2 separate regions of the Homo sapiens genome follow, and region 2 is linked to region 1. A link is a loop called in an ENCODE intact Hi-C map of the cell type or tissue named here. Cell type or tissue: breast epithelium. All regions are shown on one strand. Links, peaks and the distances in the headings refer to the core of each region. The heading gives the core; the rest is flanking DNA. Region 1 overlaps LINC01681 (long intergenic non-protein coding RNA 1681). Region 2 overlaps NTMT2 (N-terminal Xaa-Pro-Lys N-methyltransferase 2).

Region 1 (15,515 bases), core at 3,139-11,138:
TTCATTTTCTTGCTTAGTTAGTAGCTTGAGTTCCTTATATATTTTAGTTATTAACCCCTTATTGGATGTATAGTTTACAAGTATTTTATTCTATTCTGTAGGTTGTTTCTTCACTCTGCTGATTGTTTTCATTGCTGTGCAGAAGCTTTTTAGTTTGAGGTAATCTCATTTGTCTATTTTTACTTTTGTTGCCAGTGTTTTGGGGGTCATATCCAAAAAAGATCATTGCCCACACCAATGCCATGGAGCTTTTCCCCTTTGTTTTCTCCTAATAGTTTCATAGTTTCAGGTCTTACATTTAAGTCTTTAATCTATTTTGAGTTGATTTTTTATATGGTGAGAGAGAGGGGTGTGATTTCATTCTTCTACATGTGGATATCCAGATTTCCCAGCACCATTTTTTGAAGAGACTGTCCTTTCCCCTATTGTGTGTTCTTGGCCCCTTTGTTGAAAATCAGTGGCTATAAATGTGTGATTTTATATCTGGGTCCTTCATTCAATTTCATTAGTCTGTGTGTCTGTTTTTATGCCAGAATCTTGCTGTTTTGGTTACTATGGCTTGGTAGTATATTCTAGAGTCAGGACATGTGATGCCTCCAGGTTTGTTCTTTTTGCTCAAAATTGCTTTTCTATTCAGGGTCTTTTGTAGTTCCATATAAACTTTTGAAAACTATTTGATTATAGTATTATTTTAGAATTCCAGCTTCTAAGAATATGTTTTATACACCATAATATGTTTTATATAGTACATGACAGAGTAAAACATTTTAATTGAAGTATGTTTTATTTTAAGCCATTTTCTCATATACACTTTAAATTGTAAAAATCTAAAACAAGATTTTTTAACGTGGCTTTTTAAATATATTGTTTGCTTTTCACTCAATGTCCAAAAATATGCACAGAATATATTTTGTTTTTATAAAAGGAAATAAAATGAGATTAACATCAAAAATGAAAAGCAAATTTCTTTTTAAACTTCGCTTTCGATAAATACACATGCTATTCTTTTCCACAATAAAGTATAGCAAGTATGTTGGAGGCACTGGTATCCCGAGCATCAGATTTCATTCATGAAATTCAAAATCCAGATCCTTAACCTCTGTCATGTGTGAAGTGACCTTAAATAAACGGCAACTCCAGGTAATTTTGGTGCAAGTAATGTATATCTCACTGCCACTATATTTAAATTCTCTACCCACCTACATACATGTGAGCACACACACATTCAAACTAATAAACACACACCTACATCAGTTAGAAATGCTTTCAGTAGTCAGCAACGTAACAGTTTAACAGCAACCTAACAGCTTAAGTAAACATGGGATGTCTGCAAATAAATGGCTTCTCCTGGCATTGCTTCAGTGGCTCAAAAACTGCAAAGCTTTCTCTCAAGGTTGCAAGATAACTCCTTGATCACAAACCATTGCTTCCACATTCACGTCAGCAGGAAAGGGATAATAAACAGGACCACCAATTTCTGTCTTAATATCAGAAATACAAAAGCTTCCCTAGAAGTCAGAATACCTATTATTAAAAAGACAAACAGTCTTGCTGGCAAGGATGGGAAGAAAGGAGAATGCTCATTCATTGTTGGTGAGAATGTAAATTAGTATAGCCATTATGGAAAACAGTATGGCGGTTCCTCAAAAAACTAAAGACAGAGCTACCGTATGATCCAGCAATCCCACTACTGGTATTTATCCAAAGGAAAAGAAATTAATACATTAAAGAGATACCTTGTGTTTATGGCAGCACTGTTCACAACAGCCAAAGTATGGAATCAACACGCATCCATCAACAGATAAATGGATACAGAAATGTGGTATATACAAAATGGAATACTATTCAGCCACCAAAAAAAAAAATGAAATCCTGTCATTTGTGGCAACATGGATAAGCCCAGACATTATGTTAAGTGAAATAAGTCACATACAGAAAGAGATATACCACATGTTCTCACTCATATGTGGGAACTAAAAACCTTAAGCTCATAGAAGAGTAGAATTATGGTTACTAAAAGACTGGCAAGGTAGTGGGGAGTGGAGGACAGGGAGAGGATAGTTAATGGATACAAAATTACAGCTAGATGGGAGGAACAAGTTCTAGTGTTCTATAGCCCTGTATACAATATATTTATTGTATATTTTCAAATAGCTAAAAGAGATCTTGAATGTTCCCAATACAAAACAAAAATGATAAATATTTGAGATGATAGATATGCTAATTACCCTGATTTGTTCATTACATATTGTATACATGTATCAAAATATCACTCTGTGCTTCTAAATATGTACAATTATTACTAGTCAGTTAAAAATAATAATGATTTTCTGGGTGTGGTGTCTCATGCCTGTAATCCCAACGCTGGGAGGCCAAGGAGGGAGGATTGCTTGAGCCCAGGAGTTCAAGACCAGCCTGGTCAACATAGTGAGACCCCATCTCTACAAAAAACAGAAAAATTAGCCAGGCATGGTGGTGCATGCCTATAGTCCCAGCTACTTGGGAGGCTGAGGTGGGAACCTCAGCCAGGAAGGTGGAGGCTGCAGTGAACTGTGATCATGCCTCTGCACTGCAGATGGGTGACAGAAGAAAACCCAGTCTCAAAATAATAATATTAATTTAAAAACCATTCAAAAATAAATGTAGCTCAAGTGCTAAATTTTATTATTAAAATATTTTGCTTTTTAACAAAAGAAAAACTTCTCCAGACGCTCCTCCCCTCACTTAGGTGCATGCACACACATGAACATACCGCCCCCCCCCTCCCCACACACACACACAGTGGATTTCCCATTAGTTTTGTCATCCGGAATTGGATCACATGACCACCTATAGTTGCAAAGGAAGCTGCGAAAGTGGGAAACAGGTTGCTTATGATTGTCTTACATCAAACATGACCCATCATTTGGACTAGATATTACTACTCTGAACAAAATTAGGGCTCCATTGTCAAGAGAAAAGGAAGTATAGTTATTGGGTAGGTAACTAATAATGTATGTCATAATAACTTGCCAGTTATTAAGCATCTATTATGTGAAAGGCAATAGGCCTAGTTATTTTACATATTAAAATATTATGTCACTAAATCTTCACAACACTGTGAATTAATCATTTGTAAATGCTGTTTGTTCTCTATTCCTTATAAATAAGAAAAATGAGCCACACTAAAATTGTAAGTACCTTACACAAGGTCACACAACTAGTAAAAGTGGCAGATTAGGATTTGAGCTCAGACCTGATTTGAAGCTCACACTTTTTCTACAATATCCTACAATATCATACTGTCCATAATCTTAGCATCTGTCCCTTTGCTATCCCTAATTCTATCTAGCTATCCCTGACTTCATACAGTCTTGATCACAAGCCCATCCCCCTAAACAGTCTAAGTCATATGGAATTCAATTTAGAAGACTGCACATTGCCTTTACATATATCAAATGCCTATCACAGTGTCTAAAACATAAGCATTCAAAAATACTAATTTAATTCCCCATTTCCCAAATCCCTGACCCTACTTGTCTATAAAATGAGATTCTATGAGACTCTGCCCAAAAGGGTTTAAAAACGAAGGTTTTCATTATAATTTTGTTTCACCTACACGTAATTCCACAACTCAAACCCAAGAACTACAGAGGCTACTATAAGCATATAGTTCTTTTGAGAGACATCAAAATATTCTTGATCACTGCAGAGACAGCCAAGAGAGCTGAACATTTATTTATTTATTTATTGAGCCTTTACTGTATGTTAGGCACTGTTCAAAATTTTGGCAATTCAACAGTGAAAAGGCCAGATAAGTTTCTTGATCTTTGAGTTTCCATTCTAGTGGAAAAGAAGGGCATTAAACATATAAACAAAGATAATTTCAGAAAGTGAGAGTGCTATGAGGAAAATAAAACAAGATTATGTGATAAATGAATAATAATACACAGGTTGATTTTGATAAGATGCCTAGACAGAACGGAAAGAGCTTATTTGAGACCTGATGGCTAAGAGAGAGCCTGGTCACATGTGGGAAAAAGAGAACTGCAGGTCGTAGGCCTGCGCCCTTGAGGCAGGAATATTTTACAGGAACAGAAAGAAGGTCAGTGAGGCTGGAACATAATGATTGAGAAAGACATGATAAGAAATGAGATCTGAGAGGAATCTGTATTTTATTCAAAGTGTAACGGGCATTTTGACAAATTTTAGATAAGCAGGGGTAGCATAATCCCGCGTTGTTTTTGTAATCACTCTGGCAGCTGTGTAGAGAGTGGCTTGGTAGGTTGCACAAGTGGAAGTGGAGATTTCAGCGAGGTGACTTGGCCAGAGCAGCACTGGTAGAAATGGGATAAAGATGGGTGAATTAAAGATAAATAAACATTGTGATACAACTTAACTGTGGGGAAATTTGTTTTCTCATTCACTTCATTTTACCTTGAGTTTGCAACACCACAGTGTTTTGTCACATTAGTTCACATGTTTTCTGAAGAATTGTGGCCATTATTTTCTTCTTAAACCTTTTTATAATACATGTCTTAACGTGCTAACAAAATTCAGTCAGATATTTGTCTTTTATTTGAATGGACTATATCTACAAGACAGTGCTGAAGCAGTCAGTTCATTCAAACAGCCTTTGAATTCAGAGTGCCTCTTTCCTTTCAGAAAAGAAAAAATAAAGTCAGTCTCATATCTTTTTATAGATACAGCTTGTCAGAGGTTTAGCTTTGCATAATTGGCCATAATTAATTATAAGCTTCTCTAAGTTTTCTCTAAGTTCATGAAACTAGTCAGGTTAATAGAAGATTCTCCAAGAAACTGTGTTCTGGGGTTAATCAGTGTTGTTCCTAACTAGAATTCTGAGTGGAATAATCCAGGAGAAACACGTCACTTTTGGAAGCTGCCCCTGTAAATTTACTACGTCTGAATGTTCACTCCTTCTGGAAAAAGCATCTTAATTTAACTGCAGTGGGAGTTGATAATAGTGCTGGTGCTCCTTGGAGTCAAATTTAGATGAGGACTATTACCTGGCCCTGTCCTATTCTGCTATTTTGTTATCCAAACCCTTCAACTATGACTAGTTAGTCATCCTCAGAATGCACTTTGCATATCATGGTTAAGCTTCTAAAATTGTGACGGAAAGGAGAGTTGTAGTACCAGAATGAATTTCTGCATAAATAATTTTCATTTTCATTTTTATCAATTGGGGTAAACATGACTTTAGCCACAAGGCATGAGAGAAAACCAGGATCTGGTTAACTGTTATCTGGGTAACTGAACAATGGGAAGACTGAAACTGGATGACTGAAGCCAAAAGCACTTCAGGCAGGGATTCTTGGGCTCATGGATCTTTACAGGCTTAAAAATGCTGCTTTAAGGATATTTAAGAAGAAGGCTTACATTTAGGAAACTTCAAAGGGTTGAAATTTGATCACTCCATAGGTGATCAACGCAGAGTGAATGTCTTCAGTTGCAATATTCAATTGAAACACTCTTGTACAATTGAAGAAAAAGGAAGAAATCAGAAGATAGTTAATGCCTTTTAAATCCAGATAAGTTTAACTACAATAAAAACACATACCAACGCCTTGCCTTCTTGGCCTAGTAAGTTCCAGGTATAGTTGTGAAGACTGTTCTTCAGTGCAGTAGCAATGAACTGGAAAGCCTTTGTGTAACTGAAGGGTTTCCGTGGGTTCCAGATTCTGAGTTTGTCCCAGAAGCCAAAACAATGATTTATAAAATGTTGCAGATTTCTAAATAAATGTTAAGCATCTCCTGGTTATTAAAGATTGCTAACCAGTATTTAATTTATCTGTGTTTCCTCCTGTTAACCAAGCAAGTATACAAAAAGAGTTGCTATTAATTATCATGCCATATTTTCAAAAACAACACACTATATTAACTTTTGCTTATCACAGACTGCCCTAATCTAAGTCTGATTGTATGGCTTTTAGATCGTCTTTTGGTTTGATAAATACATCAGAATCCCCAATAACTGTTGAGATTTCATTTCCACCCCACCTAACTATTGCTCATCTCATTCTTACTCATGCAATTCCTCCTCCCTCCCCACCCATACACAGCAATGCTGCTTTTGCAATTTGTCAACCTGAAGGCAATAACAGTTGTCAAACTGACCGTGCAACTTTTTGGCAACCCACACAAATCACTGTGTATCTCTGTACTTCTCTCTCCTTTTATCAATGATTTGGGAGTAATCATCCTGGTTGCCTGCTTTGTTCTCGTGAGTTTGGAGGGCACTGACATTCATGGAACATTGTGAACTAAGAAGAAAGTTGCTTATAAGTGTCTCGAACTACCATTTTCACATGTCTTAACTGCCATAACAGGGAGGAAAGTCTTCACAATTTGAAAGGCTGCCTGAAACTTAGTCCCACTGCACCAAACCTTTGATCTTTTGGTCACACCGTCAGTCTCTTGAAAACTCAGTTCTCTTGTAAAATTTTCAGTCTGCTCCCAAAACAATTGTTGCATAAGTTCTGAAAGCCAGGCCCACAAAGCTTCGCTTTGTTCTGGAAAGTTCCCTAAATAGAGTTAGGTAACAACGGCATTAGCACTAAGACTGAGGAGTCATGGCATCCAATCACACACAGCTCTCTGTTTTTCTTTCTCTCAACGTCTCTTTTTCTTTTCCTCTTCTCTTCCCCTTCTTTTTCAATTTCTTCCTCCTCCTCTCTTCTCCTTTGTTTCCTTCTCCCACAAAAAGTGTTTGCTTTTCCCCGCAAACGCTTCTGAGCCTTGGACCAGGCTCTGATTTCACCAGCTTTGCTTAAGCAAGACTTGCTGCTTCACCTAAGGACAAAGGTGTTTCCAGGTTTAACTAAAAACTGGATGGGACATTACATAACAGAGTGAAGTGAGGCTCCCATTGCCAAAGTGCTACAAAAACACTTTTTCTCACAATGTTTCAGAACTTTTGCAACAGGGTATCTACGAGAATTAAAACATGGGTTAAAAATATGTAAGATCTCATGCCAAATAATTGAAAACAAACAGTTGATTTACAGTAAGATCTTGCTAGTTTTCACTCTTCTGAAATGAACCTGATTCTTTTGTTTTAATAGCAGGGTTTATTTGCTATATACATTGAAATACTTTAAATTATTGAGCATTTTTGAATATTAAGAACTTTTGAAATAAATCATGAACTGATGTTAGGAACAATTTTAAGTGTGTCACATTTGTCGGTATGAATTAACCTAATGCATTTTATTTGAGGGGCTTCTCTACATTTTCTTCTCTTGCTTGTGAGAGTCTGTGACATTTCACAATGAAGATAGCCTCTTGTGTAAGCATAAATTAGGAGAAGCCACCAAGGCTGAGATTAATAGCTTAAGTTATTTTCACTAAATTTAAGTAGATTGATTAAATCATTCCACAATGTAATCATGTATCAAAACATCACAATGTACTCCCTAAATAGATGCAATTATTATTTGCCAGTTAAAAAGTTTTAAAAAGAGGTTTACTTCGTGAAGAGCAAAAAATATTTGGCAACAGTAATCAAATGAAGCTTATATATCATAGTCAAAATATAATTGTATCAGAATTCCTGATGATTAAAGCACATCTAGAAAGAGCCCGGCCCACTGTGCTCCTGCCCACGACCAAGGCCTCAAAGAGGTCTCTCTAATCATTCCCACTCTCATTTCTGGCTGTACTCCTATTTCTTACTATGCTGGGGTAACATGTTTGTAGACTATTTTAAGAACTATATTGAGCAGCTTCTTCAAACAGGTATACTTACTCTTGGGAGTACATAAAACCTTTCAGAAGACATGCAAACACAAACTGTTCTAAGGAAATCAATTTCCAGATACTTAGCTTCCACATCCACTCTTTCCTAAAAGTAGTCTGCCTAAGGTGCCTTCCATGAACTCTTCATAACCCTTTCCTTCCCATTCGCTTTGTTATCCTTGCTGGAGCGATGCATTGTCTTGCGATGTAATAATCTCTGGGATGTCAAACAAAGGAATAATTTGAAATATTTGTGTCACCTCATTTAATCAAAGCACCATAAAACCTGACCACCGATCATGCTAAGAAAAGCATCTCCAATACAATATTATTTTTGATATTTAAAAATTATAATTTGTGTGTATTTTTGATCACTTCCATATGAAAAATAACTGTTATGATAATACAGAAGAAAATTATAGGTCTTCAAACTCTAGGACCATAGAAAATTTTTATTGCAACTAGTAGGCAGAGCTAAAAATGTAGCAAAAGGAATCTAAATTTAGACATAAAGTTCTGACTATGGAGGTAGTGAAAAAAACACAGAATGGAAATTTTAAAATTTTTGTTGTATAGGCATATAAAAGGGTAACCAATAACAGATATTCACTTTTAAAATTATATTGCATTGGTGTAAAAGTCTAAGAGGAAGTGGAATGGAAATAAAATATCAAAGAGAAAAAAGAATTACAAAAATGTCTAATTTTTTTATTATTATACTTTAAGTTTTAGGGTACATGTGCACATTGTGCAGGTTAGTTACCTGTGTATACATGTGATATGCTGGTGCGCTGCACCCACTAACTCCTCATCTAGCATTAGGTATATCTCCCAATGCTATCCCTCCCCCCTTCCCCCACCCCACAACAGTCCCCAGAGTGTGATGTTCCCCTTCCTGTGTCCATGTGTTCTCATTGTTCAATTCCCGCCTATGAGTGAGAATATGCGGTGTTTGGTTTTTTGTTCTTGCGATAGTTTACTGAGAATGATGATTTCCAGTTTCATCCATGTCCCTACAAAGGACATGAACTCATCATTTTTTATGGCTGCATAGTATTCCATGGTGTATATGTGCCACATTTTCTTATCCAGTCTATCATTGTTGGACATTTGGGTTGGTTCCAAGTCTTTGCTATTGTGAATAATGCCGCAATAAACATACGTGTGCATGTGTCTTTATAGCAGCATGATTTATAGTCCTTTGGGTATATACCCAGTAATGGGATGGCTGGGTCAAATGGTATTTCTAGTTCTAGATCCCTGAGGAATCGCCACACTGACTTCCACAATGGTTGAACTAATTTAGAGTCCCACCAACAGTGTCAAAGTGTTCCTATTTCTCCACATCCTCTCCAGCACCTGTTGTTTCCTGACTTTTTAATGATCGCCATTCTAACTGGTGTGAGATGATATCTCATTGTGGTTTTGATTTGCATTTCTCTGATGGCCAGTGATGGTGAGCATTTTTTCATGTGTTTTTTGGCTGCATAAATGTCTTCTTTTCAGAAGTGTCTGTTCATGTCCTTTGCCCACTTTTTGATGGGGTTGTTTGTTTTTTTCTTGTAAATTTGTTTGAGTTCATTGTAGATTCTGGATATTAGCCCTTTTTCAGATGAGTAGGTTGCGAAAATTTTCTCCCATTTTGTGGGTTGCCTGTTCACTCTGATGGTAGTTTCTTTTGCTGTGCAGAAGCTCTTTAGTTTAATTAGATCCCATTTGTCAATTTTGGCTTTTGTTGCCATTGCTTTTGGTGTTTTAGACATGAAGTCCTTGCCCATGCCTATGTCCTGAATGGTAATGCCTAGGTTTTCTTCTAGGGTTTTTATGGTTTTAGGTCTAAGCTTTAAGTCTTTAATCCATCTTGAATTAATTTTTGTATAAGGTGTAAGGAAGGGATCCAGTTTCAGCTTTCTACATATGGCTAGCCAGTTTTCCCAGCACCATTTATTACATAGGGAATCCTTTCCCCATTGCTTGTTTTTGTCAGGTTTGTCAAAGATCAGATAGTTGTAGATATGCGGCATTATTTCTGAGGGCTCTGTTCTGTTCCACTGATCTATATCTCTGTTTTGGTACCAGTATCATGCTGTTTTGGTTACTGTAGCCTTGTAGTATAGTTTGAAGTCAGGTAGTGTGATGCCTCCAGCTTTGTTCTTTTGGCTTAGGATTAACTTGGTGATGCGGGCTCTTTTTTTGTTCCATATGAACTTTAAAGTAGTTTTTTCCAACTCTGTGAAGAAAGTCATTGGTAGCTTGATGGGGATGGCATTGAATCTATAAATTACCTTGGGCAGTATGGCCATTTTCATGATATTGATTCTTCCTACCCATGAGCATGGAATGTTCTTCCATTTGTTTGTATCCTCTTTAATTTCATTGAGCAGTGGTTTGTAGTTCTCCTTGAAGAGGTCCTTCACGTCCCTTGTAAGGTGGATTCCCAGGTATTTTATTCTCTTTGAAGCAATTGTGAATGGGAGTTCACTCATGATTTGGCTCTCTGTTTGTATGTTATTGGTGTATAAGAATGCTTGTGATTTTTGTACATTGATTTTGTATCCTGAGACTTTGCTGAAGTTGCTTATCAGCTTAAGGAGATTTTGGGCTGAGACAATGGGGTTTTCTAGATATACGATCATGTCGTCTGCAAACAGGGACAATTTGACTTCCTCTTTTCCTAATTGAATACCCTTTATTTCCTTCCCCTGCCTAATTGCCCTGGCCAGAACTTCCAACAGTATGTTGAATAGGAGTGGTGAGACAGGGCATCCCTGTCTTGAGCCAGTTTTCAAAGGGAATGCTTCCAGTTTTTGCCCATTCAGAAAAAATATCTAATTTTTAAAGAAGATATTTGTATGCCTTTAAAATAGATGATAGCAGATATAAAATTCCTGTAAAAAGTGCTCATTTAAAAGTGAGGTGACAGTTTTACTTTAAAAATTTCCATTTAAATGTTCAGGAAATTATATCCTTTGAAACTATATAAACTTATGTTAAATATTTTAGTTGTCAACTTAAAAATGTGGAAGGGAGAAAAAAGTCTGTAAAAATTCTCTTAAGGAGCATGAGAGCAACAAAGAAGATACCTGATAAGAAAAATACTCTCTGCCTTGTGAAGATTATATTCCTAACAGAGAAATCAGCCAGGTAGGGTAAGCACCATGTGGCATTTTTTGTTCTTACAGAAAATATGTCCTGTTCTTCCTTCTTCCTTTTAATTGGAAGCTCTCGCTGAAGAAAAAAAAGTTTGAAGTGGCCTATTTTGTTTCTGGTATAAGTAGAGCCAAATTTCTCAAATCGCAGCAAAATATAAATGGACTCTATAGGATGCAGTTATGTCAAGAAGAGTTGCTACTATTTCCAAGTGAGTGGATTAACCTTGTACTTGCCATATGTTCAACCAAGTGCCAGTAGCCAACAAAATACTACACATAAGCACAGGGTGCCAACATCCTATCTAAATGAGATCAAGTTAAAATATACATCACAGACAGGCTTGAATAGGGGGAAAAATACAGAATATCATTGAAAGGGTACTCACGGAAGGAAAGGACTCAGACCCAGCTGTGTGTGCACGTGTGTGTGTGTGTGTGTGTGTGTGTGTGTGTGTCAGGGGCACTTTTTCCCCTGTACTGCTTACCTACATTAATCTCTACAGTGAAGGATTCCTGAAAGTACAGCATGCCCCAAAACGCAGTACCCTAATCTACCCAGGTTTTGCTTTATCAATACATACAATCAAGAACTATCCCAGGTTTTCCTATCCCAGGTTTTTCTCTATCCATACATACAATCAAGAACTATCCCAGGTTTTCCTATCCCAGGTTTTTCTCTATCCATACATACAATCAACAACTCATTTTCTCAGCATGTGTTTCTGAACCTAAACCATTGCTAAGAAATACTAGAACTATCAAAATTCCTATTTGATAGACCACAAACGTGGAGCAGTAGAGAAAAACAGCAAATAAGTCTCCATAGTAAGCCACAGTTTTGGTCATCTAAACTATGAGTAATAAAAAGTAAATTTCAATCAACTGTGCTAAAGGAAAGACTAAGATATCTTTATATTCTCTGTATAAAATATTACAGAATCTTATTAGTAAGAAAGTTTCATCAAAGAGTATGCAGTCAAAAACGTAAAAAGAATGCATAGTGGTAAGTGAGAGAGTTAATTAATTTAAAATATTATGCTATTTTTCTTCATTTTGTGATGTTTATAATATTGGCGAATTTTTTTAGTTGTTAATTCTTGGGATTTATTTTTTCTTTAGAAATAAATTATCAGCTTTTTGCTCAATTTATAAAATTATAGAAGCCTCATGCCTCAACTAAACTCCAATTACTCTGCTCCCTAAGTCCCTGCCTCATGAATAGACAGAAATGACTCTGCCACTTCCTGTCTCCTGTTCAAGGTGATATGAGCTTTGCCTCCTAGGTATGAGGAACAATGGAGGAATTGCTTTAATAATAGGTAAGAATTATGAACATGCATTTCTTTTTCTTCAACAGAGTTAAATAATGGCTCACTCTGGATTTCCAGATGCAGTTAAGATGAAATAATAATGTTGAGCCAGTCTTGCCCTGCTTTAAATTAATCACTCCAGGAAGAGACATTAAACCTTTCAGACCACCAGTGTGCATAAATGCTTTAGTGCCCTAGACCATACACCCTCTCTTGGTTATTTGGGACACAAGGAAATGTAGGCTCAGTAAATGAGGCTGTTTTATGAGCCATTTAAATAATCTGAAAAGGAAATTAATACTTTTATTACTTTCTATAAGTGAAAAACTTCCTTAAAAATCTGTAAGAGTTCTTTATATTATGGTGGGTAGGACTGACTGCCCTGGCCAAAACATGGATCCAAAGAAATAATGGAAGGTTACAGAAAGCATGCGTGGCCACATAAATCATAATGGAATAAATAAAGGCTGGAAACTAATTTGGAGCTAAAGAAATTCACTTCTAATCATGCCAAAAAAAATTCACTTGATTAGAAATCAGGCTATGACTTAAAAATAAAGTATTTCTCAGTCTTTTTGAACAATATGAATTTTTGCTGGGCCTATTACTAGGATGGGAAAGGAATCTAGAGAAATGTGGAAACAAGGTGTGAACCCTACCCCATGTCAGAACCATCAGGACTTCTCACACGAGGAATATTCCATTAGTCACTTTTTATAAACACTGCCCTCAAACTTTAAGACTTCACAACAGTCCAGTAGAGAAAGGAAAATTAGGTGAATTTGCTAGAAAGGAAAGGTTACTTCTCTGATCTCATCTTTTACCCATTTCTGCCTCAGTCAGCTCCAGCCACCATTCTGGCTTCTGCTCTGTTCCTGAAACACACCAAGCACACTCCAGTCTCAAAGCCTTTGAACTGGCGGTTCCCTCTGCCTAAGACACTCTTCCCCTAAATTTCCACATGGCTCCCTCCCTTATTCTATTTAGATCTCTGTTCACATGTCACCTTATCTCGGAGCCCCTCCCCTATAATGCTTTGTTCTCTTGCCCTGCCTTATTTTTCTCTTAGAATATTACAGATTTTTTTGTTGCCACTGAAATGTAAGCACCCTGAAAGTAGGGAGCTTGTCGTTCACTGCTGTTTTCTCAGTGCCTAGCACAGGGCCTGATACAACTATATACTCAGTAATTATATGTTAAATGATGAATTGCACTGGTAAATACATGATTTGACTATTGTAAACCTTCCTTTCATTAAATTAGTAGATACCAAGCCTGAATTGGAACACAGATCTCTCTGTACCAATCTGCTTGCATACAGATCGCCTGCAGGCAAGAGGGCCTATTATAAAGATAATTCCCTTGTAAGGAAGAAACTAGTTTCTAACATTCTTCTAACAATGTTAGAAGAAACATTCTAACATTCCTTTCAACATGAATTAAAAAAAAAGTTTTGCATGTGTCAAGACTAAGGGAAGCTATATATTTAGTTGGCTATACTGACATGTGCTTATATATCCACAGGAGCATAAAGCATTGCAAAGTTCTCTCTTCTGCCAATTTTCTCCCTGGAGTTGACTGACTGGCCTTCTGGCCTCAGGTTAATGATCACTTAGTGTCCAAAAAGGAGACTGAAGTAAATAAACAACCTGACCCCGTTCTCTTCCTTCTTTCCAATCTCCTGCCAGGGCTTCCCTTTGGCCCAACCCAACTGGAAATCAGGTGGCAAAGAATCTCCTCACTGTGGTCCATACAAATGAATGCTTTACAAACATTTCTGTCTTTTTTTTTTTTTTTTTTTTTTGAGATGGAGTCTTCCTCTTGTTGCCCAGGCTGGAGTGCAGTGTCGCGATCTTGGCTCACTGCAACCTCCACCTCCCGGGTCCAAGCAATTCTCCGCCTCAGCCTCCAGAGTAGCTGGGATTACAGGTTCGCTACCAGGCCTGGCTAACATTTCTAACTTTTAATGTAATCTTACTGTTTCTAGTTTTGACCTCTTGGCCTCTCAAGAGGACTTTACTTGGAGGATTGACTTACATTAGCTTTGATGATTCTGGTTTTATTTTTCTTTTGTTAATGGAAAGAAAATTCAAGGCTTAAGAAGAATACCTAGATGGATGAAAAAGAGGTTTGTCTCCTCACCTGCAGTGGCATGATCAGCCTATCTGCCAATAGGAAGAATCCTGCCTGGGGTCCCGGTTACAAGGTGGTTGAAATCAGCATGTTTATCAAGCATATTTCCTCTTGTGTAAAATGAGGAAGAATGGAGATAAGGCCAGGAAGTTAGCAATATTGTGTGTGATGTTACTTCTCCCATAACCTCTCAGATCTTCAGTAAAAACACTAAACTAATGACATACTTGGGGAAAGTAGAAATTGTGTCTGGATGATGCAGGATGAATCTAAGACAAAGAAAACTTGAAGAAGGACGCCACTGAGAATTCACAGAAATTGTAGAAGTAGCTCTAAACTTGTATTGGTACCAAACTGAAATTTTAAACCAAATTGACCTAAGTCTCCAAGGGATAGTAGGACCCCAACTGATGTCTGGGATGTGCTTAAAAGTCTCTCAGGATTTTCATACTTTAAAAACTTCCATTCCATTTTTCCCATAATCTCTATAGTTAAGAACGTTATGTCTGAATTTAAATTCCTATTGCTGCAATTTCAGCTTAGCCTAGTAGTTAAAGTAATAACCATAATAGCTCCCAGGTACAAGCAATGGAGTCAAACTCTCTAAGTTTGAACCTCAGCCAAACTACTTACAAACTTGGACGAGTTACTTAAACTCTCTAAACAACAGTTTCTTCAACCATAAAATGGGATTAAGATGATTCCATCCACCATAAGGTTGTTACGAGCATCAGATGAATAAATGTATACAAAAAATTTAACAGAGTACCTAGCACATAGTAAGTGCTCAATAAGGTTTGTTATTAACACCATTCCTGTACACTAAGCATTGTGCTGTTTTACATAGGTCATCACATTTAATGCTCACAATAACTCTCAGAATTAGTGGTTATAATCTCCATTTTACAGATAAGAAAATTAAGATGAGGATAATTTAAATAATAAAGAATAGCTATTTTCTTTTTACATCTTTGTGTTGCATTTATTATGGCACCAATGTGACCATGGAGAAAGAAATGTTTGAGTGAATAAATGAATAAATAATTTTTCTCCTTCTGATCTCTCCTAAAATCCAGAGAAAGAAGAGAAATAATTTCATCTCTCAATTCTGCCAATTTTTTAGTGTTCACTAACATTCTCAAACTAAGGACTTAAATGCCAATTTCATTAATGTTCCAATTTA
Region 2 (15,515 bases), core at 4,800-12,799, 76 kb after region 1:
ACAGCATGTTACTGGTACAAAAACAGGCACGTAGACCAATGGAGCAGAATAGAGAGCCCAGGAATAAGGCCTCATATCTATGACCATCTGATCTTCAATAAAGCTAACAAAAATGAGCAATGGGGAAAAGACTCCCTATTTAATAAATGGTGCTGGGATAACTGGTTAGCCATTAGCAAAAAATGGAAGCTGGACTGCTTTCTTATACCATACACAAAAATGAACTCAAGAGGAATTAAAGACTTAAATGTAAAACCCAAAACTATAAAAATCCTGGAAGACAACCAAGGTAATACCATTCTGGACATAGAAACAAGCAAAGATTTCATGAAAAGCACACCAAAAGCAATCACAACAAAAGCAAAAATTGACAAGTGGGATCTAATTAAACTTAAGAGCTTCTGTACAGCAAAAGAAACTATCAACAGAGTAAACAGACAACCTACGGAATGGGAGAAAATATTTACAAACTATGCATCTGATAAACATCTGATATCTGGCATCTGTAAGGAACTTAAATTTGCAAGAGAAAAACAACCCCATTAAAAAAATGGGCAAACGGATATGAACAGGCACTTCTCAAAGGAGACATACATGTGGCCAAGAACCACATGAAAAAAAGCTCCATATCACTGATTATTAGAGAAATGCAAATCAAAACCACAATGAGATACCATCTCACACCAGTCAAAATGGCTATTACTAAAAAGTCAGAAAATAACAGATGCTGGTGAGGTTGCAAAGAAAAAGGAACATTTATACACTGTTAATGGGAGTGTAAATTAATTCAACCATTGTGGAAAGCAGTATGACGATTCCTCAAAGAGCTAAAAGCAGAACTACCATTCCACCCAGCAATCCCATTACTGGGTACACACCAAGAGAAATATAAATCACTGTCACATAAAGAAACATGCATGAAAATGTTCACTGCAGCACTATTCACAATAGCAAAGACGTAGAATCAGCATAAATGTCCATCAATGACAGATTGAATAAAGAAAATGTGGTACATATACACCGTGGAATACTATGCAGCCATAAAAAAGAATGAGATCATGTATTTTCCAGGAACACAGATGGAGTTGGAGGCTATTATCCTTACCAAACTAACTCAGGAACAGAAAACCAAATACTGCATGTTCTCACTTGTAAGTAGGAGCTAAATGATAAAAATTTATGAACACAAAGAAGGAAACGACAGTCACTGGGGTCTACTTGAGCAGCAAGGGTGGAAGACGGAGAGGAGCAGAAAAAGTAACTGTTGGGTACTGGGCTTAATACCTGAGTGATGAAACAATATGTACAACAAACCCCTGTGACATGTGTTTACCTATGTAACAAACCTTCACGTGTACCCCCAAACCTAAAATAAAAGTTTTGAAAAAGGAAGTTTATACATGAGACAGTCAGATTCATATTTTAGAAGGACTGGCATCAATGTGGAGAATGGATTTCATCATCCAGCGATTTCCCTTGAACCTGGCCCGTACTTTTGCTTCCCTTGCCTTACTTTCTGTGGTTCTGAGGAGCCCAGCTCCACACCTCTTTCCCATCAGTGTCCTCAAACAAAACTAGTGATCAGATTCAGTGACCAACTTAACAGAACCATATATCACGGGGATCAAGTTTGAGAATCTCTATTTATAAGTCACCTCCAAGTGATTCTGAGGCAGCTGGACTATGGACCAGTATTTGGGAAATAATATAGGTTGTCATTTGCATCACTAGCTTTCAGATGTGTTGATAAACATGAGCAGTGTGTTTGGCTTACTCAATTAGATTAAAGAGGACTGGAGTAGGTCTCACTCTAAATGTCTTCTTTCCACAGTTTCTACGACTCTACTCCCAAAGGCAGAAAAATCAGTCCTTTACTTGCACCCTTCAAGAACTTCCACTTGTTCTTTGAGTAACATGTCCAAACCTTAACATGACCTATAGTGTGCAGGATCTGGCTCCAACTTCTCTCAAGCCACCCTTTGCCTTGTACCCGTTATTAACAATATAAAGCCAGGTCAGGGGAGAGGGGGTGATGATACTATTTACTCCCAATGTCTACTTTCTCAGTTAAGTTAAGCATAGATATGGAATTGGGAAATTGTATAGAGCAATAAAAATCTGAAAAATTTCTAAGGAGAATAATATGTGATTTAGGATGAGAAAGGGGAATGATGATCAACCTCAATGACCCAGCTGAGTTGAAAATCATATATCAGTATCTACAGGAAAATTATGTCATTCCCTCCATAAGCTCAGAAGCCCATAGCAGAGAATATTGACAACTGTGTCAATCAGCTTGTGAATATTGGCAAAGCAGAAAGTCAAGGGTTAAGAGAATTAAGGATACTGGTGAAAGAAACAGAAAATTCCCAGGATGAGCCTAAAAAGAAGATTCTGCTAATTTGCTCTAAGAATTACAAAGGCCTAAAACATAAGTACCATTGTTTTGCTGCACTTAGACTGTTTGGTAATGGTTTACCATTTGATTTAGCTCTGGTCCCTGGCTTGCTTGTCACGGATTCTGAGTGGCACGCTACCCTAGAGCATGGCGAGTAACATACAACAGCTGTAAGATGCCAAGAGCAGAATAGGTGAAATAATTTTCCAGCACGCTAAATGAAACTACCAAGGTAAAGCTACAACAATGTATTAAATGTTTTATCAAAATTGTTTTCCTCTGAAATGAGAGCTGTGACCTGAAAATACTATTTTATGATGATAGCATATCCATGTAGTCTGTCTTCTTTACTTAAATTGATTATTTGCATTTCATGGAAGACTCAATACATATCAAGCACAAATGTGCTTCCCTGTGAAGGATGTTGAAGTGTTTTAAAGACAACAGCAGTTATATTTAGCATTCTGCTAATAAAAATTGAATTACATTTTTTGAATGATTTTAGATTATTTTTAATTAAACCAATGTCCAGCTAGTCAATTTTCAGGGTTATCATTTCCTTGTCCATTTCTTTTGCTGCTTCTCTTTCCAATATACATTCATATCAATCAAGACCCCAGGAGCAGCTGCAATGAACCAAGCCATGTTGAAAAGCAAAGACTAAAATTAGATTATCAATGACATTTACTTATATGTTAAAGGTTGAAATTTCAGGGCACAACATTTTCTCCTGAAAGGAGATACTTCCCATCACTGTAATGCAGACTTCTGTTATCAAATTACATCCATATTACATCATTGGGTAGTAAAACTGACCCAAAATAGAAAGTGAAACCAAATACCTTTTCTGCCAAGAGAAAGGCTAAAGAGAAAATTAAATAATGGACTTGTTTTCACAAGATTATTTTGACTAGTGTCTTCTTAATTAGAGGGAGATGTTTGTTCAAGAGAAGTAGTAGTACCAAAGAGGAAGTATAATGTAGCTGACATGAAGGCGGGGAAAGGAGTGTAGATTTTCTCCTACCCCCACCCCCACCAGAATACTCTATAATACTAATTATCAGGGAACAAGACAGTTTGGAATATGTGGGCATTGTTTCTTTTTCTTTTTTTTTTTTTTGTTTGAGTAGACAAATGCTTTATCTGAACAACCCCCAAAGCTAAATTATTTGTTTTCCTTGATGCACAGAATGCTGATTTCATCTTGTGATGGAAAAACAAAAAAAAAACCACCATTTTTGTCTAGGATGTTGTGAAAGACAATTTTTACAAATACTGATGCAGGCCAGCTGTCCTTTATGCCTTCTGTTTTCATGCACGCTTGCACAGTTTAGATACATACAAACGGATTTAAAGCACGTTTCCTGATATTTCACTCCATTTTTTTTTCAGAAAATCCACAGAATTTGTGCATGTCTCATCAGAGTGTGTGCATTATATAATCACTGAAAACATGTACATATTATATCACAAATAATTTGCAGACATATGTTGTATCCCTTTTCTTGCCATCCCTATCTGCATTACAAGGGGCACCTGGAAGGATAGCAACCCCATCCCAAAGCACCACTGCCCAGTCCAGTCGTTCATTCCCACTGCTTTTTCAGGAGTGTCTGTCGCTGTGCAGTGCGAACATCCACACGGGGATGCACTGCTCTGGGAAGCCATCCTGCTTCTCCTGGCCCAGCACCACCAGCCCACTCTTCCTTATTAGGCTCCGGAGGATGTCCATGTCCCGAGTCACACTGCTGTCAGAGAGATCAAGGATACAGCCCTCCCGGGCCACATTGTCCTTCAATATGATGATGCCATTTTCTTTCAGGCCATCTCGGCACCGGGAAAGAAATGCAAGAAGGTCCTTATCAGTCAGGTGCCCTACAAGGGAGACCAAGTGGATGGGGGAACAGGAAGAAATGGTGGGGAGGATGGAAGGTGAGTAGGGAAGAACATGGCTAAGAATCAGGAGACCATTTGTTCACTCATTCATGATTTAATAGCCTCATTTAGTTACAGGAGGCTTTGAAAATTTAGATAAGAGGACACATATCCTCTTAGAGAAGCCTCTGTCCCCGTCTATAAAATGTATTATCCTACCTAGCCTGTCGACCTCATAGGCATGAGATAAGTTATTGTCTACCCCACAAGTCCCTCCATGTCCCCTGGAGAACCCCCTCTATTACCACTTCTTTGTGTCTCACACACACACCCCAAAATCAAATTCACTGCTGTCTCATTTCCTGGGGATTTAAATCTAAGAATGTCTAGTTCTGCCAATAAATGGGGATTAACCTTTTTGACTGCACTTTTGAAATTTTTTCAAGTATTTACATTTCTTCGAGGATTTAGGTTGGTCCAAAGGCACTTGCTCCATTTAAGTTGGTTCGAGAACCAACGTAAATCCTCCAAGAAATGTAAATTTATTGTACAGAAAATGTCAAGGGAGAAATCTGGAGGATCAGAGTTTTGTGGGAGTTCACATGACACCTAAGGCTAGCTAACTGCTTGAAGTACTACAGCTAACTCTTCCCTGGTGCCCTCATTAGCCCCAAGGACTGTCTTCTCTGGCTGAGAAGGGGAGAAAAGCAGAGGGAAAGTCATGCAGGACTAACCAGAGACCCACTGAATCCAGATGACATCATATCTCCTGAAGGGGGGTGTGAATTCCTGCAGGCTGTAGCAGTGGTAGCTTTCTACTTTGTCACCTTTGACCTGCAGGTAGTTCTGGGCTTCAAGGAGAAAGGATTCCATCATATCCACCAGCTCCACACTGTTGAAAACAGGCAATAAGACGTGTTTGCTGACCCTTCCTATCCCGGAGCCGCAGTCCAAGGCGCAGTCTGTTCCAGCTCTCCCAGGCCCCTGCAGAAAGGCACCTTGATATTTCAAGTACAGAGACCCATCCTTGAAAATTGCACACCCAGGCCGGGCGCGGTGGCTCACGCTTGTAATCCCAGCACTTTGGGAGGCCGAGGCGGGCGGATCACGAGGTCAAGAGATCGAGACCATCCTGGCTAACACGGTGAAACCCCGTCTCTACTAAAAATACAAAAAAAATTAGCCGGGCGTGATGGTGGGCGCCTGTAGTCCCAGCTACTCGGGAGGCTGAGGCAGGAGAATGGCGTGAACCCTGGAAGCGGAGCTTGCAGTGAGCCGAGATTGCGCCACTGCACTCCCGCCTGGGCCACAGAGCGAGACTCCGTCTCAAAAAAAAAAAAAAAAAGAAAAAAAAAAAAAAGAAAGAAAATTGCACACCCTAGTTACCTCTTTAAATCAACTTTATTAGGTAAATTTTATGAAATGAAATGTACCATTTCTTGTGTACAATTTGATGATTTTGGACAAATGTGAATAGCCATGCACCTACTACCACAATCAAGATATACAATTATCTTTTCAAAAAACAGCTAAACATTTCTAGTCCTGCTTTCTTTATTTATCCAAAAAAAGAATTATAAATGAGATTTAAAAAAATAATATCTTAGGTTTAAACACTTGGTAATTTTCTCCAAAAAAAAAAAAAATGAGCCATTGCTAGCCCTATGAAGATAAAACTTTAATGACTAAATTTGAGACAAATCCACAGGTAAATGGTTCTACACTACAGATTGTTGCCTACAGATTATTACACTACAGAAAAGCAAAAAAGAACCAAACAGTGAGAACCTTTCTGAGTTTTAAAATTAAAGATTCATTCAATGGAAACATTTCAGTTTGGAATACTTGAATTTTATCTTTTCTAGGCAAATTTTGAAGGCTCTGAATTATCTACTCCTCTTAGGTGGATGGTAAGTTTGGGAACCTGAGGTGAACAATGCTAACTGTTCCATTCTCAGGCCAGAATTTTATTTCAAATACAGCCCTGATGGCACACAGCAAGTTCACATGGATAAAGGGTAGTTTTGGCAAAGTTTCCTTGTGTCTTTTAATGCTAAACATTGTTTTCTGGGTTTTTTTGGTACCAGAAACTACATGATTTATTGGGCATAAAACTCTAAAACTGTTTTTTTAAGTAGGTCTGTGCATTAAATTAACTGGGAGTGAGGGGATGGCAAGGTGGTGGAGGTAGGGAGAAATCAGCCTACGCAAACTTTCTCAAACTTGCTTCCATAAAATTTAAAAAACTTTTCTGATTTATGAAGATTCAGATGGTCTAAATTATTTGGTCATAATTGGGATGGCTGCTGAAGCGGTTTTGTGCTAGAAATTACAGTAACAAGATACTTGAAGTTGCCAATCAAGATCTTAAGGGAAAAGCCTACTCTTGATTTCTCAGGAACTAAGAATAAAAAAAAAATTGGCTAAGGATCAAAGGTAAAATACAAACAGAGGGAAACATCAGAAAAGCAGCTTTCCAGTCCACCCAAATGGCCTTCGTTATGCTAGAAAAGTACAATGAAGAACAAAAAGTGAAGGAATTGTAACTTCTTTCCAAATGGAATAATAATAGCCACAATTATTATTTATACACAGCAAGCTCTTAGCTATAGTAATTATAATAAGAAAACTCCACAATATAGATTATTATCCTCATTTTGGAGATGAGAAAACTCAGATTTCTAATATTTCATAGCTAATGGCAGAATTAGAATTTGAACAGGAACGGTCTGAATCCAAAGCCAGTTCTCCATTAGGGATGTCACCTCTGATTCCCTTGGTAATATCTGTCTAATGCTATGTTAAAAAGAATTATAAGGCTTCATTTAGACTCAGCAGAAAAGAGATCTATGATTGATTAGTGATGTCTGCCTCAAGCATGAGAAGGGGAAGTGGTAATATACTGCCATGTGTTTGCCATTTTTACTTACACTATGCCACATGTCACATTCAAATATAATTTAGACTAAACTAATTCAGAAAAAGGCCTAGGCATGAATGCTGTGAAAGAAGCATCTTCTAAGTAAATTCATAACAAAAAGATGAGCAGTATATGGAGAAATTATGTCATTATTAGAAATGACTACTAAAATGTGTATGCTCAATAAGAGCGTCTCATTTCAAATTTTTCTTTTTATTACTTGGCCTTAAAAGCCTCTATTGGTCATGCTGCTCTCATTAGTGTAGTAAGTGGTTTCAGAAGTAGAATCCTGGAACAATAAAGCACCATGAACTTTATTGGACACCATGGCTGCCTGAAACTGTGATTTTATTAAAATCTGATGCCCTTGAATGAATATGACTAGAACTACATGCGATGTGTGATTTCAAAACAAGACGGTCTTTTTTTTTTTTTTTTTTTTTTGAGATAGAGTCTCATTCTGTCACCCAGCCTGGAGTGCAGTGGCACGATCTCAGCTCACTGCAACCTCCACCTCCCGGGTTCAAGTGATTCTCCTGCCTCAGCATCCCGAGTAGCTCAGATTACAGGTGTGCACTATCACACACCACTGATTTTTGTATTTTTAGTAGAAATGGGGTTTTACCATGTTGGCCAGCCTGGTCTGGAACTCCTGACCTCAGGTGAGCCACCCGCCTCAGCGTCCCAAAGTGATGGGATTACAGGTGTGAACCCATTTGGTTATTTTGATTTTCATTTATTATGCCATGTTTATACTTATGAATCCATATAAACTAGTAAAACACTATTAGGAATTTCAGTTTAGTTTTGATTCTGCCTATGTATTTTGTTTTGAAGAACATTATTTTAGGTTTATCCAGTGGAGTTAAAAAACTAAAATGAAAGGACCTCATGTCACTGTGTAAAAACTATAAAATATAACAAGTTAGTAGACCCAGATTTTTTAGCTATCCAATCTTTGAGAAATGTCAAAAAATAAATACTGTCAAAAAAATACTGAGGGGTTTTTATGAATTACTACTTTCTCCCACTAGAAAGCTAAAACAGGAAAGTTATCAACTATGGCATTGACATCATCTTGGTATCATTTGTTTATTTGCTAAAGTAAATACATTTGCAACTAGTTTAAACACCTTTTCCCACTGTCTCATGTCATTAAGTGTTGAAAGGAAAACAAAACTTTAAATTAAACAATCTTCTTTTCGCAGTTGACACAAGAATAAGTCATGTCAGATACTCGTATTCCCTAACTCTTTGTATCTTGACCTGAATACTAATCTAGTAGATTACAGTATGAAGGTCAAAGTACCAAAATATCAGTCCTTAAAAAGGACTGCATTTGTACTTAGAAGTCACAGCTTTACAATGAGCCTTGTGTACTAAGAAGGACTCCTTATATTTGTTTCAAAGGAGCAGGCTGCCTCTTTTCCAACATAAATATGCTAGCGCAAGGCTGTTTCCTTTCCCAGGTCTGTGGGCGTGCTTATGGGCTCTGTCTGACCAGCATCCCTGTGGTCAGCTTGGCATTCCACACGGAGTGACAAGACAGCTGGATTACTAACTAAGCTTCTGAAATACTTTGGGATCAAAGTCGGCCTCACCACGAGGCAAGCAGGAGGGATTGCTTTCAGCCAGACTGGAGGAGAGTCGAGGTCTATGGTCCACCAAAAAAGTAAATAAATAAATAAATAAATAAATAAATAAATAAAGCAGGGATTTTTTCAGTTTCATGAGACAAATGGAAAAAATATGTCATGGTTAAGAGCAGAGAGTTTGGTGTCAGGCAGACCTGGCTGGGCTTAATTCACTGTTCTGTCTCTTACCAGCTGTGTAATCTTGACAACTTATTTAACCTCTTCAAGCCTCAGTTTCCACAACTATAGAAACAGAGCTAATAATAGCACTTACCTCCAAGAATTGGCATGAAGAGTAAATGAGACAACGCTTCTAAAGCGCTTAGCAGATTGACTCTCTCAGAACCAGCATTCAGTGAAACCAGTCAGCAGCACTGATTTAGAAATACTCCAAGTTAACCTAACCTATAAATATCCACAGTCTTCATTCCTAGACTCTCTAGTCCTTTATGGCTGAAGCTGATGTCCAGACACTTTGGCCCCAGTAAATACATCATCCTGATCACATTTTTATCTACTGTCACTCTCTGGACTCACACACTGGGTGCTCCAGGAAGATTGGATTTGAAGTGAACCTCACCTCAATACTAGAGATATTAATGTTTTGCTACTAAATCGGTTGATGGCCTAACCCCACGGCCTAATGTTTATGTTTCCTTTATCAGAATAAAATGGGCACCAAATCTCAAACCAATGACTTTGTAATGTATTGGAACAAAACCTGTTACCAATTAGAACTTTTCATCTTTAATAGAACTAACAGCAGCTTTATCTTGGGGTTTAAGTCTTTTCTGTTGTTGCTTTGCTTTGCTTTGTTTGTTTGTTTGTGTGTTCGTTTGTTTGAGATGGAGTCTCGCTGTGCCACCCAGGCTGGAATGCACTGGCACGGTCTCAGCTCACTGCAATCTCCGCCTCCTGGGTTCAAGCGATTCTTCTGCCTCAGCCTCCCCAGTAGCTGGGACTACAGGCGCGCAACACCACGCCCGGCTAATTTTTGTATTTTTAGTAGAGACAGGGTTTCACCATATTGGCCAGGCTGGTCTCAAACTCTGACCTCGTGATTCACCCACCTCAGCCTCATAAAGTGCTGGGATTACAGGCATGAGCCACCATACCCAGCCTTTCTTGGGGATTAAGTCTTTTCTAACAACTAAATGAAGTTCCTTAAAATACAATGAATACATTATATGAAAGCCTGTTAGTAGTAGTAATAGCAATAAATTAGATTTATTGGGTACTAATTTTGTGCACTAAAGCAGGTACCTGACATGTATTATCTCATTAGATCTCCACATTATCCTGTGAAGTAGCTTCTATTGTCATGCCCTAGTCACAAGAGAGAAAACTGACACTTGGTGCATTTAAGTAACAAGCTCAAAGTTGCTTATACATTAAGCAGAAGAACCACGATAGACATAAAGGCCAAAATTTTGACCCCTACAATATACTGTCTGTCTTCATATGACATGACAGTAAGGAAGTAATAGGGGTTGACCCAATGCAGGACTACAAAAGGATACCATTCTTTCAAGGTAAAATCAAAACTATGTATAAAATAGTATAAAAATATTCTACCTTCATTGTTTTTAAACTGAACATAATCATGTATTTCCTTCTAACTTTTTTTTTTTTTTTAGACGGAGTCTCACCTGTCACCCAGGCTGGAGTGCAGTGGCGTGATCTCGGCTCACTGCAAGCTCTGCCTCCCAGGTTCACGCCATTCTCCTGCCTCAGCCTCCCAAGTAGCTGGGACTACAGGCGCCCGCCACCACGCCCAGCTAATTTTTTGTATTTTTAGTAGAGACAGGGTTTGACTGTGTTAGCCAGGCCAACATCTCATTTTTATTACAGGGAATCAATAAGTCAACCCAAGATCCCAAAAGGCATGATCTGTCATCAATCATTTGGGTATGAAACGTTTATGAGACTCTAAAAGAGATGTCTTCTTTATTCCCAAATTTTATATCAACACTGCTAATTCACCTTCCTCTGAAGCATGTAAGATTAGTTGGTGATAGGACAGTGAAATGCCAAGTGGGAGGGTAAGACAGTGTTATTATATTTATCATATCAAAAATGGTTCATCCTTTCTGAACATCTTAAAACCGGCTTGCAGGCGGCAGAACTCTTGGCTGGGTCATATGGCTTAGTCGTGACTTAAATAACAACACAGAGGCATGCGAGCTCAATGTTTGCAAGGACTTTGCCTTCTCATCAAGCTGCAGTTGAATAACTCACCCCAACAAATTTCCTAAGAAATTTCTGAGAGGCCTGGATGTCTGGGCTGGACAGTTCAATGAAATTTCCCATCATACCCTCTTCTGTGGCTGGTACTTCTTGGTAGAAAAGTTTAGCTCTGGCATAGAACTGCATCTCACCATTGATGACTTGGCTTGTTAAAGCGTACAATTTCACTGCAAATGAAACATTATTAATAGGTATTAATATTTATAAGATAAAAAAATCTCAGCTTTATGCATTGCATTTCCTTTTAAAAGCCTGTGAATCTGTGCTGTGGCAAAAAGAGCACTGGTTTGAAGTCAAAAGATTTGGGTTTGAGTTTTGGCTCCATGACTTATGCACTATGTAATGCTGGGAAAACATCTTAACTCCTCTGATCTTCAGAGATCGCATCTATGGATTATAATAATCGTGGCATTTTCATGACTTAATAACTCTATAGTTGAATAAACCCATAGCTATATCACTGTATTAAAATTTTTAACAGTGTTAGCTACAATAATGTAAAGAATGTCATCAATTTTGCAGTGAGTTCTATCTCTGAACTCCAAATGTTTTCTGAGAATTTTCTCATTAAGCTTATAATAAAGTTTAATGAAAAAATTACTTCTAATCGCAAGGTAGGGGTAACTGTTTTTATATCTTTTTCAAGCAACACATATCCAAATATGTCTTCATATCAATATTACAGAAATGTGCTTGAACTCTACATTGTGAAAATAAAATAATAAAGGAAACATAATATTTATTGTGCAGCCATTCTGTCCTAGGTAGTGTGCCAGGCACATTCACATATACTTTGTCATTTCATTATTTTCAAAAATGTATAAGAAAAATATGTGTTCCAACTTCTGAGGAATAAATGAGAGTACACGTAAGTGTGTTTTGCAGCTAAAATTCACCCATGCAGATATAAAATATTTTCATCATAAGACATTCATGATAAAATGATAGACAGTAGATTAAAGGATGGAACTTCTGGTTCAAGATTGTAGGCTGAGTACATGCATTTGTCTTCTCTCCCTCCCAATATTCCCTGAGAATTATCTTAAAACACTAAACCCATAATAGTGAGGAAAATGAGAGGGTATCACTGACAGATTCATGATTCCAATAAATTTCTGGACAACAAAAAGCAGACGGAACAAAGCTAAAGAATTTGCAGGCCAAAATATTTGCAAGAGTAAATTACATTCCAGACTTAGAATCAGCAGGAAGGCAAATGTACGAATGAGAATGGAAACCAAAAAAAAAAAAAAAAAAAAAAAACCAGAGCATAAATCAAAACTCTGTCCAGAGAACAACCAGGTAAGAGGGCAAGTGCACCCTCCTAAAAGCAGCAGACAGCACAGCTGTAATCCTAGAAAGGGAAAATGTGTCTGTTGTCTTAAAAAAGAATAAATAGACAAATTGCCTAGGAAGAGCTAGACCAGTTAGCATTAAAATGTTAGAACACTACTCATTTTCACATATATAAGACTCCAAGTACTGTCACTTACTCCCACTCATCAGAATCTGGTAAAATCTACCTGCACATGTAGGGCTTCTTGTCTTCCTTTCTATTTAGGGGACAAGTACAAAACAAAGGAAACCTTATCTATTGCCTAGAATTATTTACCTTGTTTTTTATTCCTAAATGTGGATAAATGATCTCCAAACACATAAGAAGCCTGAAAAACAAAGACTGAGATAAATAATCAGAACTGACCTCAAAGAAAACAAAAATAATTCAGGAAATGGATGAGAATTTAAGCCAAAACAAACGAAAAACTCATAAATCTTTGAAGAGATATGAGAACAGGCACATCCATAAATTAAAGATAAGATTCCAAGAAAATTATAATTAAAAGAACAATAAAGAATTCTTATAAATTAAAGTTTTGATGACCAAATCTTTAAGATACAAAGTTGAGTAAATTTCCAGGACATAAAACAAAAAGATAGATATGCAAAACAGAAATAAGAAGACTAGACTTATATAAGCAATTCAGAAGGCCCAAGATCAAGCTAATTAGAATTCTAGAAAACTAATAAAATGAAGGGAAGAAAATTATTAAAGAAAGTAATAGAAGAAAATTCCCTGGAGCTGAAAGAGACTGTAAGATCTAACAGTGCTGAGATGCATAGATTTTTTTTTAAAGCCACATTTGAGCACATCTGTAAGAAATTTCAAAACAGAAAGAGTAGTAAGAAGATCTAAAAGTCATTTAGAGAAGGAAGAGTGGTTGACCTTCAAATAGGATTGCCAGATTTAGGGAAAAAAAATACACAACACACATATTTGAACTTCAGACAAATAATGAATAATTTATTGGTATGAGTATGCCTGAAATATTGCACATTCCAGGGTAAATACTTACACTAAAAATTATTTGTCAATTATGTTAAAATTAAACTTAGCTGGCATCATATATTTTATTTGGCAACTCTATGTTCAAAAGACTAGAATCAGGCTTCTATCACAGATCTCATCAGAAACACTAGAAAACAATGGCACAGTGCCACCAATATTCTGAGATCAAATTTTTGGAAACTAAACTTCATATCCAGTCAAATTATTATAGAATATTTACCTCCTATAGATTCATTCTTCAGAAGTTTCTTGAAGCTATATTCCAGCCCAATGAGGGTTACAATCAAGAGAAGATGCACGATGAAAGATGACGTAATTAACCAGGAATCCAATGAAAAGAAATCCCAAAATGACAGATATGTATCAGATCTGGAAAGAAATCAGTTTATATTACAAGACAAAACATAGACTTCAAAAATAATATCTTTAAGTAGAATAAGCTAGATCCAAGGCAATAGAGTAGTCAAGAAGCAAGGAGATATTAGAAATATTCTAAGGAGGACATACTTTTAATCTAAACCACCAAAAATAAAACATAATTGAAAGCTCCAAGAAAAATATACAGTGATTCAAAAATGTTATGATCAGGGCATGAAGCAAGCCAAAATATGACATAAATTTGAGCAGAAGAAATCAAAGAGAAAAATACCTATTTCACTTTAACTAAGAGCATTTTTCTTCAGATAACCCCAAGACTGAGACATTGGATAGTATTCAGAAATGAACAATTACATAATTCCAAATTTTGATTCTGAGAGTTAAAAATCCAAAAAATACAACTTGTATTACTATGACTATGTTCCATCTATGGAGTTACATCAGCATTTTCCAACTTGGAGACATTGGAGCCAGTGTTTGTACCCTGAATCACCATGAATTTGCTGAAAGGGATAATGAGAACAAGAATCAGTTTCTATGTAGCACATCATTTTCTGGAGGCCACCAATATTATTTATATCCTCCATACATGTTAACTATTATACATAGATTGTTATTTTAAAAATATAAATCTTTTAAAAGTTTAAATAAATACATAGAAGCTTTTTTGCTATTTTACATACAAATTAGCTACTGATTGAGAAAATACAACATTAAAAGGATGGTCCTTATGTTCAAAAACATTGAGAACCATGGATCAACACCAATCTCCCTTCCCTAGCACTTGGTAAAGGGTATACGCAGCAAGTGACTTAATAAGTGCTTATAAATTCAACAGGGATGACAGAAACCAGCCATCACCAATAATATGACTGTTCCAAATTCTTTCGATGTCTCAGAAAATCAGGCTAGGAACTCACAGCTCACAGGCTGCCCAGGGTTGGATGCTACTCTGGGATTATTGGCAAGCCATAGCCCAGGGCTCTCTTGATCCAACCAAAGCAGCAAAGCAGCCACACTCATCATCACCTGCTTAAGTCAACTGGTTTGTGCAGTCTATTAAAACCCTTAATCTAGAAATAGGAATGGTCCATTATGCCAGCAACATTTAGACCACAAGTGAATGCCAATCTCAGCAGGCGTCAGACTCAATAGGTGGGCTTTTATGGTTATAGGCTTGAGTTCTCATTTTCACCTAATTGACAGCAGCATTTCACTAAAAAAAAAAAAGATATATGAGGTGTCATGTTCGGCCCCAGGTTCTCCCCTCCTGAAAGCTTCTGCAATTGTGCATATTGACTCAGATAAGTAAACCAGTCACCAGCACATGGCTTTTTACTATAGAAATATATATACTGGCAAATTAAAGAATTGCAATGTCTCTGTGAAACTTGGGGTAGTTCAAGACAAAAACTAGACACTATTTGTTTTTTATTTAATGTAATATTTATTTATTGATCTACATTATTAGTTGAATTCCCAAGGACCTTCCACTGTTTACTTGTGGTGAAAAGAAAAATAGAGTACAAGTTTGTTTACTCTGAAGGAGAATAAAGATGAAATTTCTAGGAAAGGTTAATATCCAAGAGAATTTACATCAAAAGACAGTTCATTCATGATTCAGTTATTAAGCCCCAGTACAACATTCAGGAAATAAACATAAAGCTCAATCTCTCTCATGGAGATTACACTCTAGCATGGAGGAGTTAAGTCATA

The links. Hi-C counts contacts between places; a loop is a spot of excess contacts. Peaks named below come from ENCODE experiments on the same cell type or tissue, not always from the same donor. Only the 100,000 strongest peaks of a DNase experiment are listed, where the experiment ranks them.
Region 2: a loop joins it to region 1, with 25 times the contacts of the local background. A loop is called at or near these places in 2 of 110 quality-filtered maps.

What each region holds. Positions count from the first base shown.
Region 1 is chr1:170,230,187-170,245,701 of GRCh38, reverse strand. LINC01681 (long intergenic non-protein coding RNA 1681) reads right to left here. Exons shown (of 5, transcript NR_146891.1): 3 at 5,380-5,472; 4 at 4,417-4,637; 5 at 4,132-4,316. Among named protein-coding and RNA genes, the nearest start is that of LINC01142, 46 kb to the left of the region's middle. In breast epithelium, for the core only: no CTCF peak of the experiment used is centred there; no DNase peak of the experiment used is centred there.
Region 2 is chr1:170,156,244-170,171,758 of GRCh38, reverse strand. NTMT2 (N-terminal Xaa-Pro-Lys N-methyltransferase 2) reads right to left here. Exons shown (of 4, transcript NM_001136107.2): 2 at 11,066-11,241; 3 at 5,008-5,257; 4 at 2,893-4,273. The coding sequence ends at 4,002. Among named protein-coding and RNA genes, the nearest start is that of LINC01681, 10 kb to the left of the region's middle. In breast epithelium, for the core only: no CTCF peak of the experiment used is centred there; a DNase peak (open chromatin) is centred at 8,718; H3K27ac peaks cover 395 bases.